2 separate regions of the Homo sapiens genome follow, and region 2 is linked to region 1. Evidence: read pairs that join two places in POLR2A ChIA-PET (ENCODE). Cell type or tissue: GM12878. All regions are shown on one strand. Links, peaks and the distances in the headings refer to the core of each region. The heading gives the core; the rest is flanking DNA.

Region 1 (6,160 bases), core at 733-5,732:
AAATGACTGCTAGTTTTACTGATGATGGAGTTTCTGTTTTTTATCCTCCCTTGATTTGGGGCGATACTTGTTTTTTGTTTGTTTGTTTTAGTTTTTTGTTTTTTCTGAGACTGAGTCTCGCTGTGTCGCCCAGTATGGAGTGTGGTGGCGTGATCTTGGCTCATTGCAACCTCTGCCTCACAGGTTTAAGTGATTCCACTGCCTCAGCCTCCGGAGTAACTGGGATCACAGGCACGCGCCACCACACCCAGCTAATTTTTGTATTTTTAGTAGAGACGGGGTTTCACCATCATGGCCAAGCTGGTCTTGAACTCCTGACCTCAAGCAATCCACCTGCCTCGGCCTCCCAAAGTGCCGAGATTACAGGGGTGAGCCACCACACTCAGCCAATCTAGGGTGATATTTGAAAGAAAGAAGGCAACAAATACCATTTTTAAAACTGAAAACTTATATTAAACTTAATGGTAAAGTAGGACTTTTACTTTCTCAGTGAAGTATTTCTTTTTCTGAACAGTTTTGTCTAAACTGTGACATATTACCTTTCATTTCTGTGTTTTGATAAATAAACCCTTATGTTGACAAAACAATTAACTGTCATTAAGAAAAATAACCAATTCTAATGCTTTTCTGTTGATGGGAATACTGACTTTTATTATTTGTTCAGATTTCAAAGCAGATTGTTATGTACACCTTATTTAAATTTATTCCCTACCCACTGAGCAAGAATAGGTATTATAGGAAAACTACCAATTTGAGAACTCAAATTTTTATCTCCAGTAATCTAGTGTAATATAATTTGCACGTTATTTTTTCTTGTTTTTATAGGTTTCTTTATGGAATGGCAAAGACTGAAATTGCTGAAAAATATTAAACTGTGGTCTTTCTCTTCCCCCAGGTTCTTTTAGAGCAAGATATATTTCATCGTTCCTTGATGGCTTGTTGTTTGGAAATTGTGCTCTTTGCCTATAGCTCACCTCGTACTTTTCCTTGGATTATTGAAGTTCTCAACTTGCAACCATTTTACTTTTATAAGGTGAGATGAAAACAAAGTTCTGTTATGAGATGAAAACAGTGTTTCTCACAGAAACATTGTATTTATCTTAGTGCTGAAGAAAAACACTGTTGTGATATCTGGAAAGTGTTTCCAGATGTGTTCTGAAAATATATATTCCTGGCTAGGCATGGTGGCTCACGCCTGTAATCCCAGCACTTTGAAAGGCCAAGGTGGGAGGATTATCTGAGGTCAGGAGTTCGAGACCAGCCTGGCCAAAATGGTGAAACTCCGTCTCTACTAAAAATACCAAAAAAAATTAGCCAGGCATTGTGGCGAGCACCTGTAATCTCAGCTGCTTGAGAGGCTGAGGCAGGAGAATTGCTTTAACCTGGGAGGTGGAGGTTTGCAGTGAGCGGAGATCATACAATTACACTCCAGCCTAGACGACAGGAGCAAAATTCTGTCTCAAAAAAAAAAAAAAAGATAATATATATTCCTCTTGGGTGAAACCAAGAACACAAGAGAGAGTTGAGCATACAGTGGCTCACACCTATAATCCCAGCACTTTGGAAAACTGAGGCTGGAGGATGGCTTGAGTCCAGGAGTTTGAGGTTACAGTGAGGTATGATTATGCCACCACACTCCAGCCTGGGCACCTAAGCAAGACCCTGTTTCAAAGAAAAAAAAAGAGAGAGAGAAGGTGAGAGTATCAGTAAATTAAGTCAATCTTACAGCTTCAGTTCCTTTGTTAACACGGACTTGAAAATGTGACCTGGAACTAGTACTTAACTTCAAATTTTCCATATTTATGAATGAAAATTATAATCCTATTAAACAAATGCATGATGAAGAACAAAAAACGCTTTCTACCAAGAGGAAGGAAGACCTAAAATTGATTTTGGTGGTGGTCTAACTAATAAAGCCGTAATAATAGATTATGCTTCTTCCCCAAGTTTGAGCTAATTCAGTGTGAATGAATCTTACTTACCTTACCTTTATTTTTCTTGCTAGAACTATTTTTGTTAATCTTTTCAAAATAAAACAGAGGTCATAGCTATTGAACTACATCATCACCCTCAATAACGTTTAGTCATCACAGTCAATAACGTTTAATGTTACATAGTATCGAACTTTAAGACTAATGCTACTGTTACGCTTCTTGGCATGATTTAGTTAATATTTAGTCATCTAGGTACTTTTCTACTGGTGATAGAAAAATTGGTTTGAAGAGTTAAATTTTTATACCTAAAGTATGCCTGAATTAAAGTTGTAGAAAATGCAGGTCATTGGAAAGCTTATCTGTGTGAATTACTGAGTGTGATTAAAGTATTTTTAGGTTTCTTAGGGAGAAGTGATTCTACTATACACTCACTTTAATGTTAATGTGTGTATTCAACTTTTGCCATTAGGAAAAAGTTTAGTTTTGTCAACAACCTCATAGTAATTGGTTTTTATTTATAACATCCTTATTTTATTCAAGCAGCTAAATGCCTTTTTTTTCAATAGAGACTCGGTTTCACTATGTTGCCCAGGCTGGTCTCGAACTCCTGGTCTCAAGCAATCCTCTCACTGTGGCCTCCTAAAGTGCTGGGATTACAGGCATGAGCCACTGTGTCGGCCTCCTTTGTTTTTTTAAATGACATAAATGATATGTGCTCATTGAAGAAAATCATAAACATAAATGTGGGCCAGGCACGGTGGCTCATGCCTATAATCCCAGCACTTTGGGAGGCCAAGGCGGGCGGATCATGAGGTCAGGAGATTGAGACCATCCTGGCTAATATAGTAAAACCCCATCTCTACTAAAAATACAAAAAATTAGCCAGGCATGGGGGCACGTGCCTGTAGTCCCAGCTACCCGGGAGGCTGAGGCAGGAGAATCGCTTGAACCTGGGAGGCAGAGATTGCAGTGAGCCGAGATGGCGCCGCTGCACTCCAGCCTGGGTGACAGAGTGAGACTCCGTCTCAAAATAAATAAATAAATAAATAAATAAATAAATAAATAAATAAGTAAATAAATGTGAATATTAAAGTCATACATCATAATCTATTAACAATCATATTATTAATATTTTGTGTATATAAACTTTATTCTAGATACTTCCCTTATAAAATGGAATTATAGTGTATATACGCAAAGTCACTTTAAATAGTTCATTCATTCTGTTATTTTGAGTTAGTGGAAAAAATAGTCTGGAAAGGAGCAATACATTCAAAATAGAACTAGACTTGGAACCCAAGACCTGACTTCTCCCACTGTTGGTCTGTTGACCAGTTTTCACCTATCGTTGCCTCAAGTTGTCATTTATAATATAAAACGTGAAAAACAGAAATATATGTGAACATATTTTAAAGAACTTAAAAACTCCTTTATAAATTAGAAGATGTTAGTAAGCCACAGAATTATGGTTCAAAGATGACTTTGGTTCTGTGCCACAGAATAAGGCCACAGTGGCCGGGCGCAGTGGCTCACAACTGTAGTCCCAGCACTTTGGGAGGCCTAGGCGGGCAGATCACCTGAGGTCAGGAGTTCTAGACCAGCCTAGCCAACATGGTGAAACCTCGGCTCTACTAAAAACTACAAAAATTAGCCAGGTGTGGTGGCAGGTGCCTGTAATCCCAGCTACTCGGGAGGCTGAGGCAGGAGAATCACTTGAACCTGGGAGGCAGAGGTTGCAGTGAGCCAAGATCACACCACTGTACTCCAGCCTGGGCAACAGAGGGAAACTCCGTCTCAAAAAAAAGAAGAAGAAGAAGAAAGCCACAGCTAGTCCTACATGCAAGTCCAGACTAGAACTAACTGCTTGAAACCACATTGCCTTCTCACTTTCTCCTCTGCAGGTTATTGAGGTGGTGATCCGCTCAGAAGAGGGGCTCTCAAGGGACATGGTGAAACACCTAAACAGCATTGAAGAACAGATTTTGGAGAGTTTAGCATGGAGTCACGATTCTGCACTGTGGGAGGCTCTCCAGGTTTCTGCAAACAAAGTTCCTACCTGTGAAGAAGTGAGTCTGGGCAAGGCTGATAATCGTATCATTAAAAAAAAAAAAAAAAAAACCAGCTTTATTGAGAGATAATTCCTATACCATAGAGTTCACCCATTTTAAGTGTACAATTCAGTGGTTTTAGTATATAAATAGATATGTGCAGCCATAACCACAATTTTAGAATATAGTCATCACTTCAAAAAGAAACCTACATCCTTTAGCTATCACTTCCCTACCCCCGAATCTTCTCCCTAGCTGTAAGTAACCACTAATCTACTTTCTGTCTCCATAAATTTGCCTATTCTAGACATTTCATATAAATGGAATCATAAAAATGTAGTCCCTTTTGACTGGGCATCTGTCACTTAGCATAATGTTTTTAAGGTTCATCCATGTTGTAGAATGTATCGGTATTTCATTTCCTCTCTTTTTTTAAGGCGGGGTTTCACTCTTGCCCGGGCTGGTGTGCAGTGGACAAAGATGGTGCACTGACTACACCCTCAACTTCCTCGGCCCAAACTGTCCTTCTGCCTCTCAAGTAGCTGAGACCACAGGCACATACCACCACACCCACACCCGGCTAATTTTTTTTTCTTTCTGTTTTTCTTTTTTTGAGATGGAGTCTTGCTCTGTCACCCAGGCTGGAGAGCAGTGGCACAGTCTCGGCTCACTGCAACGTCTGCCTCCCAGTTCAAGCAATTCTCTGTCTCAGCCTCCCGTGTAGCTGGGATTATAGGCACCCACCACCACACCCGGCTAATTTTTTTTGTACTTTTTTTAGTAGAGACGGGGTTTCACCATCTTGTCCAGGCTGTTCTTGAACTCCTGACCTCATGCTCCACCTGCCTCAGCCTCCCAAAGTGCTGGGATTAGAGGCTAGAGGCTTGAGCCACCGCGCCTGGCCACACCCGGCTAATTGTGTGTGTGTGTGTGTGTGTGTGCACGCGCGCATGTGTGTGTAGAGACAGGATCTTGCCATGTTGCACAGGCTGATCTCAAACTCCTGAGCTCAAGCAGTCCTCCCATCTCAGCCTCCCAAAGTGCTAGAATTGCAAGTGTGAGCCACCACATCTGGCTCATTTCCTTTTGTTGCTAAGTAATATTCCATTGTATGGATGCTACATTTTATTTATCCATTCATCGGTTGATAAATATTTGAGTTGTTTCCACCTTTTGACTTTTTTTTTTTTTTTTTTGGAGGGGGGGGGACAAGATCTCACTCTGTCACCCAGGCTGGAGTGCAGTGGCGCCATCACGGCTCACTGCAGCCTCAACCTCCCAGGCACAAATGATCTCCCCACAGCCTTCTGAGTAGCTGGGACTACAGGCACACACACCACACCTGGCTAATTTTTGTAGTTTTTGTAGAGATGGGATCTCCCTATGTTGCCCAGGCTAGTCTTGAATTCCTGGGCTCAAGCGATCCTCCCACCTCAGTTTCCCAAAGTGCTGGGATTACAGGCATGAGCCACCACAACTAACCCCTTTTGGCTATTATGATTGATGCTGCTATGAACATTCAGGCACAAGTTTTTGTGTGAACATATGTACATATGTTTTCATTTTTCTTGGAGTGGAATTGCAGGTTCATATGGTAACTCTGTTTAAGCTTTTGGGAAACTGTCAGACTGCTTTCTAAAATGGCTGCACCATTTTATTGTTCCTACGGTCAATGTAGAAAGATTCCAGTTTCTTCATATCCTTGCTAATGCTTGTTATTATCTGCCTTTTTAATCCTGCCATTCTAGTAGGAGTGAAGTAATATCTCATTGTGGTTTTATTTGCATTTCCCTGGTGGCTAATGATGATCAACATCTTTTTATGTGCTTGTAAGCTGTTTGCATATCTTCTTTGGAGAAATGTCTATTCAGATCTTTTGCCCATTTTGTAATTGGGTTGTCTTTTTATTATTGAATTATAGGAGTTCTTCATCTATTCTAGATACAAATCCCTTATCAGATAAATGATTTGCAAAATGTTTCTCCCATTTTCTAGGTTGTCTTTTCACTTTCTTTTTTTTTTTTTTTTTTTGAGACAAAGTCTTGCTCTGTTGCCCAGGCTGGAGTGCGGTGGCGTGATCTCGGCTCACTGCAAGCTCCACCTCCCGGGTTCACGCCATTCTCCAGCCTCAGCCTCCTGAGTAGCTGGGACTACAAGCACCCACCACCACGCCCAGCT
Region 2 (6,160 bases), core at 589-5,588, 86 kb after region 1:
CAAAAATTAGTTGGGTGTGGTGGCATGCACCTGTAGTCCCAGCTACTCGGGAGGCTGAGGCAGGAGAATCGCTTGAACCTGGGAGGCAGAGGTTGCAGTGAGCTGAGATGTTGCCACTGCACTCCAGCCTGGGCAACAGAGCAAGACTCCATCTCAAAACACAACAACAAAAAATTACTCTCCTGACTCTCTTTGGGGAACCAGTCAGAGAACTCTCTCTCTTGTGCTGTCTTCTCTGTGTTCGAAAATAAGCCCCTAGGCCGGGCACAGTGGCTCACGTCTCTAATCCCAGTACTTTGGGAGGCCGAGGTGGGTGGACCACCTGAGGTTGGGAGTTTGAGAGCAGCCTGACCAACATGGAGAAACCCCATCTCTACTAAAAATACAAAAAATTAGCTGGGCCTGGTGGCACATGCCTGTTATCCCAGCTACTTGGGAGACTGAGGTAGGAGAATCACTTGAACCTGGGAGGCAGAAGTTATAGTGAACTGAGATCACACCATTGCACTCCAGCCTGGGCAATAAGAATGAAACTCCTTCTCGAAAAAAAAAAAAAAGAAAGAAAAGCAAAAGAAAATAAGTGCCTAGTAACACCTTGTCTGGGAAACTTGCTCTGCCTCCCATCAATTTTTATTACATGAAAGTTGAAGAACCTGTGGTTGATACCAGCTCAAACAAGAGGAATGTATTTTTTCACAGTTCTGGAGGCCGGAATTACAAGATCAGGGGCCAGCAAGGCTGGTTCCTGGTGAGGCCTCTCTTCCTGATTTGCAGAAGGCTGCCTTCTTGCCGTGTCCTCCCATGGCCTCTCTTTGGTGTGTGAGCAGGAAAAGAAAGATCTCTGGTGTCCGTTCATCTTAAAAGGACACTGCTCCTACCAGAATCCTACCCTATTCGTCTCATTTAACCTTAATTACCTCCTTACAGGCCCTGTCTCCAAATATAGTGATATTGAGGTCTGGTGCTTCAGCATATGAATGCAGGGGACAGAGAGGTCACAGTTCAGTCCATAATGCTGTGGGTCCACTCAGGGAGAAACAAGGAATTTCTCAGAGGAAAGGATCTTTGTGAGCTTGGCTGATGGACAGTGCTACTCACTAGAGACAGTAGGACGTGAGATGATGAGGAATTGGAGTAGACTGGACTGCATACAAGTGTCACTACAAGGGGAAAGCCAGCCAGATAACACTGGGTACCTGGAGCTGAGTGTCAGATATTGGAGTTGCAAAGTGTCTCAGGGATGCTGTCAGTTATAAAGGAGAAAAAAAAATCTAAAAATTCAACATACACACAAACAAGAGAAAATTCAAATAATGCTGGCTTCAAATGAAGGAAATTTTACTGGCTCATGTAGGTGGAAGCGTTACCGGTGGAGAGTGTCCAGGTTCTTGGCATCTTGCACAGAGAATTGGACAAAACACACAAACAAAGCGAGGAAGGAATGAAGAGATTTACTGAAAATGAAAGTACACTACCCAGTGTGAGAGTGGCCTGGGCATAGAGGATGAAAGGCCCCATTACGGAATTTGTGGGGGTTTAGGCCGGGCGCGGTGGCTCACGCCTGTAATTCCAGCACTTTGGGAGGCTGAGGTGGGCGGATCACCTGAGGTCAGGAGTTTGAGACCAGTCTGGCCAACGTGGTGAAACCCCGTCTCTACTAAAAATACAAAAAATCAGCCGGGTATGGTGGCACGTGCCTGTAATTCCAGCTACTCTGGAGGCTGAGGCAGGAGAATCCCTTGAACCCAGGAGGCGGAGGTTGCAGTGAGCCGAGATCGTGCCATTGCACTCCAGCCTAGCGGACAAGAGCAAGACTTTGTCTCAAAAAAAAAAAAAAGTTTGTGGAGGTTTAAATACCCTCTAGGGGTTTCCACTGGTCACTTGGTGTATGCCTTATGTAAACGAAGAGGATGAAGTAAAGTTACAAAGTCATGTACTTGACGTACGACTCGGCATACGCCGTATGGAGAGGATATTTCCTGTGATAGCTGAAGTGTGAATCGGCCTCATGTTCCCTGCCTCCAGACCGTATTTTCCTGCCACAGAAGTACAAAGATAGGGTAGACTTTTTGGTTGGTTGACCAAATGGCTGAATATACTCATCAAAGGCCTAAGGTCTTTCCATAGTGATTGCTTCTTCATAAACCTCTTCTAATGGTTTTAGGATGGCAAATTCCCCTTTTGTTGTAACACAGGGGATCTCAAGCAAATTTATGTGGGATTAAGACTCGCTGGCCAGGCACGGTGGCTCAGGCCGGGTGCAATGGGTCGCGCCTGTAATCCCACCACTTTGGGAGGCCGAGGTGGGCAGATCACCTGAGGTCAGGAGTTCGAGACCAACCTGGCCAACATGGTGAAACTCTATCTCCACTAAAAGTACAAAAATGAGCATGGTGGCGTGCGTCTGTAATCCCAGCTACCTGGGAGGCTGAAGCAGTAGAATTGCTTGAACCTGGGAGGTGGAGGTTGCAGTGAGCTGAGATCACGTCACTGCACTCCAGCCTGGGCAACAGAGCAAGACTCTGTCTCAAAAAAAAAAAAAGACTCTCTGATGCAATTACCATTTGAGTTTAGGAATCTGTGCTATGTTTGAAATATGAGTTATAAACGACTCTTAGCAATGACTTTTAAAAGGATCTAGGCCAGGCATGGTGGCTCATGCTTGCAATTCCAGCACTTTGAGAGGGTGAAGTAGGAGGATTGCTTTAGCTTGGGAGTTTAAGACCAGCCTGGGCAACAAAGTGAGACGCCCGTTTCTACAAAAAATTTGTAAAAATTAGCTGGGTGAGGTGGTGTGTGCCTGTGGTCTCAGCTACTCAGAAGACTGAGGTAGGTGGATCACTTGAGCCTTAGGAGGTTGAGGTTGCAGTGAGCTGCGTTCACACTGCTGCACTCCAGCCGGGGCAACAGAGTGAGATCCCGTCTCAAATAAATAAATTAATTAATTAATTGAAAGATACATGACTTATTTTTACCCAAGGATACCCTAGGCTCCTAAGGGAAGTCTGGCCACTTCCTTGTGTGTTTGAGCATCCCAAACTCCAAATAACACAGTCACTCCCACCCCAAGCACTGAGACACTCCCGAGGAGTCACAATACACTCTATAGGACGAGATGGCTTCTCTCCCTGAAACAATGTAAAAGCAACAGACCTTGTACTCAGCTCAAGTTGCAGAAAAGAGAAATAGTAGTTTTTTTGTTTCCTTTATTTTGTTTTGTTTTATTGAGAAGGAGTCTCACTCTGTCACCAAGGGCAGAGTGCAGTGGCACAATCTCAGCTCACTGCAACCTTCGCCTCCCAGGTTCAAGCGATACTCCTGCCTCAGGGTCTCGCTCTGTTGAGACAGGGTCTTGCTCTGTTGCCCTTCTGAGTAGCTGGGATTACAAGCCTTTGCCACCATGCCTGGCTAATTTTTGTATTTTTAGTAAAGACAGGGTTTCACCATGTTGGCCTGGCTGGTCTCGAACTCCTGACCTCAGATGATCTGCCCACCTTGGCCTCCCAAAGTGCTAGGATTACTGGCACAAGCCACCACGTCCGGGGTGAGCAATAGCTTTCAAGGCAGATCTTGGTGAAACCCCAAGAACTTAATATTAACACACACGTGTAACCCTGGACGAGTCATTTTACCTCTCTGAGTTTCATTCCCTCGTCTGTTCAATGGGTATAAAAATACCTGGGAACTTTGTCCGAAGCCAATTCCTTTCCTCCTAGAAGTAGTCTTTTCCCTGTGACCCAAAGGGTAAACATGTGACCTGATTCGGTCAATCATTTTATGACCTTGTCCACAGTGACTGGTCCAGCAATGGATGCTGAAATGAACTTGTTGAAGTCATTCCCTTGCAATTTTTCCGTTGGAACTGGAGGAGCAGAGGCTTTCTCTTACCTCTAGATGTGGAGCCCTAAGGATGGGACATGAGAGCTCTTTGGCCCCATTGTTTGACCTCATCTCTTACCACTTCCCATTTTACTCACTCTACCCCATCCACAATGGCCTGCTTGGTATTGCTCAAATCCAGGCATGCTTCTGCTTCAGGACCTTTGGACTTCCTCTTTCCCTTTTCTGCAATGCTTTTCTTCCAGACATCTGCAAAGCTGACTCTTTCATTTCCTTCAACTCTCTGCTCAAATGTCACCTTCTCAAAGACCTATCCTGAAACTCTATCCAAAATGGTGACGGTGACCCTATCCTTCTCTCTACTCCTCTTTTCTTTCTTTTTCTCTTTCTTTTCTTTCAACGGAGTCTCGCTGTGTCGCCCAGAGCTAGAGTGCAGTGGCATGATCTTGGCTCACTGCAACCTCTGCCTCCCAGGTTCAAGCAATTCTCCTGCCTCAGCCTCCCGAGTAGCTGGGACTACAGGTGTGTGCCACCACGCCCAGCTAATTTTTTGTTTTTTTAGTAGAGACCGGGTTTCACCGTGTTAGCCAGGATGATCTCAATCTCCTGACCTTGTGATCCGCCCTGCCTCCGCCTACTCAAGTGCTAGGATTACAGGCGTCAGCCACTGTGCCCGGCCTCTTTCTGTCTTTCTTTCTTTCTTTCTTTCTTTTTTTGAGACAGGGTCTCGCTCTGTCGCCCAGGCTGGAGTGCAGTGGTGCAATCTGGGCTCACTGCAACCTCTGCCTCCCAGGCTCAGATGATTCTCCCACCTCAGCCTCCAGAGTAGCTGGGACTAGAAGCAGACACCACTACGCCCGGCTAATTTTTGTATTTTTTGTAGAGGCAGGGTTTCGCCAAGTTGCCCAGGCTAGTCTCAAACTCCTGGACTCAAATGATCCTCCCACCTTGACCTCACAAAGTGCTGGGATTACAGGTGTGAGCCACTGTGCCCACCCACTCCTCTGCTCCTAATCTCTTACCTTGCTCTGTTTTTATTTTCCATAGCACTAACTTCTACCATATAATCTAAGTTTATTATTGTTATTTATATTATTATTACTCATTGCCAGTCTCCTACCCATCTCAACTAGAATATATGTTTCTACATCTATGAACACAAAAAGACTGATAGCAAACACACTAAAAGGTGACCTTTGGCTCTGTGTGTGTGTGTATATTTTGTGCATTTGTTTTCTAAGGTTTCTTTCTTTTTTAATTTATTTTTTATTTTTTTGAGATAAGGTCTTACTCTTTCACCCAAGCTGGAGTGCCGTGGCACAATCATAGCTCACTGCAGCCTTGACCTCCTGCACTCAAGTGATCCTCCTGCCTCAGCCTCTTGAGTAGCTGGGATTACAGGAGCCAGCCACCATGCCTGGCTCTAAGTTTCCTTTTTTCTCTCTCTTTATAATTTTATTATTATTACTATTATTTGGAGAAAGGATCTCACCCTGTCGCCCAGGCTGGAGTGTAGTGGCATAATCATGGCTCACTGTAGCCTCAACCTCTCCAGGCTCAGGTGATCCTCCCACCTCAGCCTCCTGAGTAGTTGGGACTACAGGCATACGTCACCATGCCAAGCTAATTTTTGTATTTTTTGTAGGGACGGGTTCTCACTATGTTGCTCAGGTTGGTCTCAAACTCCTGAGCTGAAGTGATCTGCCCACCTTGGCCTCCCAAACTGCTGGCATTACAGGTATGAGCCACCAGGCCCGGCCTTTTTAATTTTTTAATTTTTATTTTTTATAGAGACAGGGTCTTGCTATGTTGACCAGGTTGCTCTCTGTCTCCTGGCCTCATGCAATCCTCTCACCTCAGCCTTTCAAAGTACTGGGATTATAGGCATGTGCCACCACACCTGGCCTAGTGTTCTTTATTTCTTTTTCTTTTTTTTTTCTTTGAGGTAGGGTCTTACTTCCTTTGCCCAGGCTAGAAGTGCAGTGGCTTGATCTCAGCTCATTGCAGCGTCAACTTCCCAGGCAAACATGATCTTCCCACCTCAGCTTCCCTAGTGGCTGGGATTACAGGCACAAGCCACCACACACAGCTAATTTTTTTTTTATTATTACATTTTTAATAGAGACGGAGTTTTGTCACATTGTCCAGGCTGGTCTCAAACTCCTGAGCTCAAGGGACCCACCCACCATGCCCTCCCAAGGGGCTAGGATTACATGCAAGAGCCACCGCACCCGGTTCAAGTTTTCTTTCTTGAGCATTATTTATTTTATTTCATTTTATTTTTTGAGATGGAGTCTTGCTCTGGTGCCCAGGCTGGAGT

What was found. Peaks named below come from ENCODE experiments on the same cell type or tissue, not always from the same donor. Only the 100,000 strongest peaks of a DNase experiment are listed, where the experiment ranks them.
Region 2: POLR2A ChIA-PET joins it to region 1 with 8 read pairs; 5 of 35 experiments call an interaction of 5 or more read pairs at or near these places.

What each region holds. Positions count from the first base shown.
Region 1 is chr20:37,041,926-37,048,085 of GRCh38, reverse strand. It overlaps RBL1 (RB transcriptional corepressor like 1), which reads left to right. Exons shown (of 22, transcript NM_002895.5): 12 at 896-1,033; 13 at 3,836-4,000. Among named protein-coding and RNA genes, the nearest start is that of RBL1, 51 kb to the left of the region's middle. RefSeq lists enhancers at 3,653-3,822, 4,563-4,662. In GM12878, for the core only: no CTCF peak of the experiment used is centred there; DNase peaks (open chromatin) are centred at 3,825 and 4,375; H3K4me3 peaks cover 889 bases; H3K27ac peaks cover 2,458 bases.
Region 2 is chr20:36,955,926-36,962,085 of GRCh38, reverse strand. No RefSeq gene overlaps it. Among named protein-coding and RNA genes, the nearest start is that of SAMHD1, 7.3 kb to the right of the region's middle. In GM12878, for the core only: no CTCF peak of the experiment used is centred there; no DNase peak of the experiment used is centred there.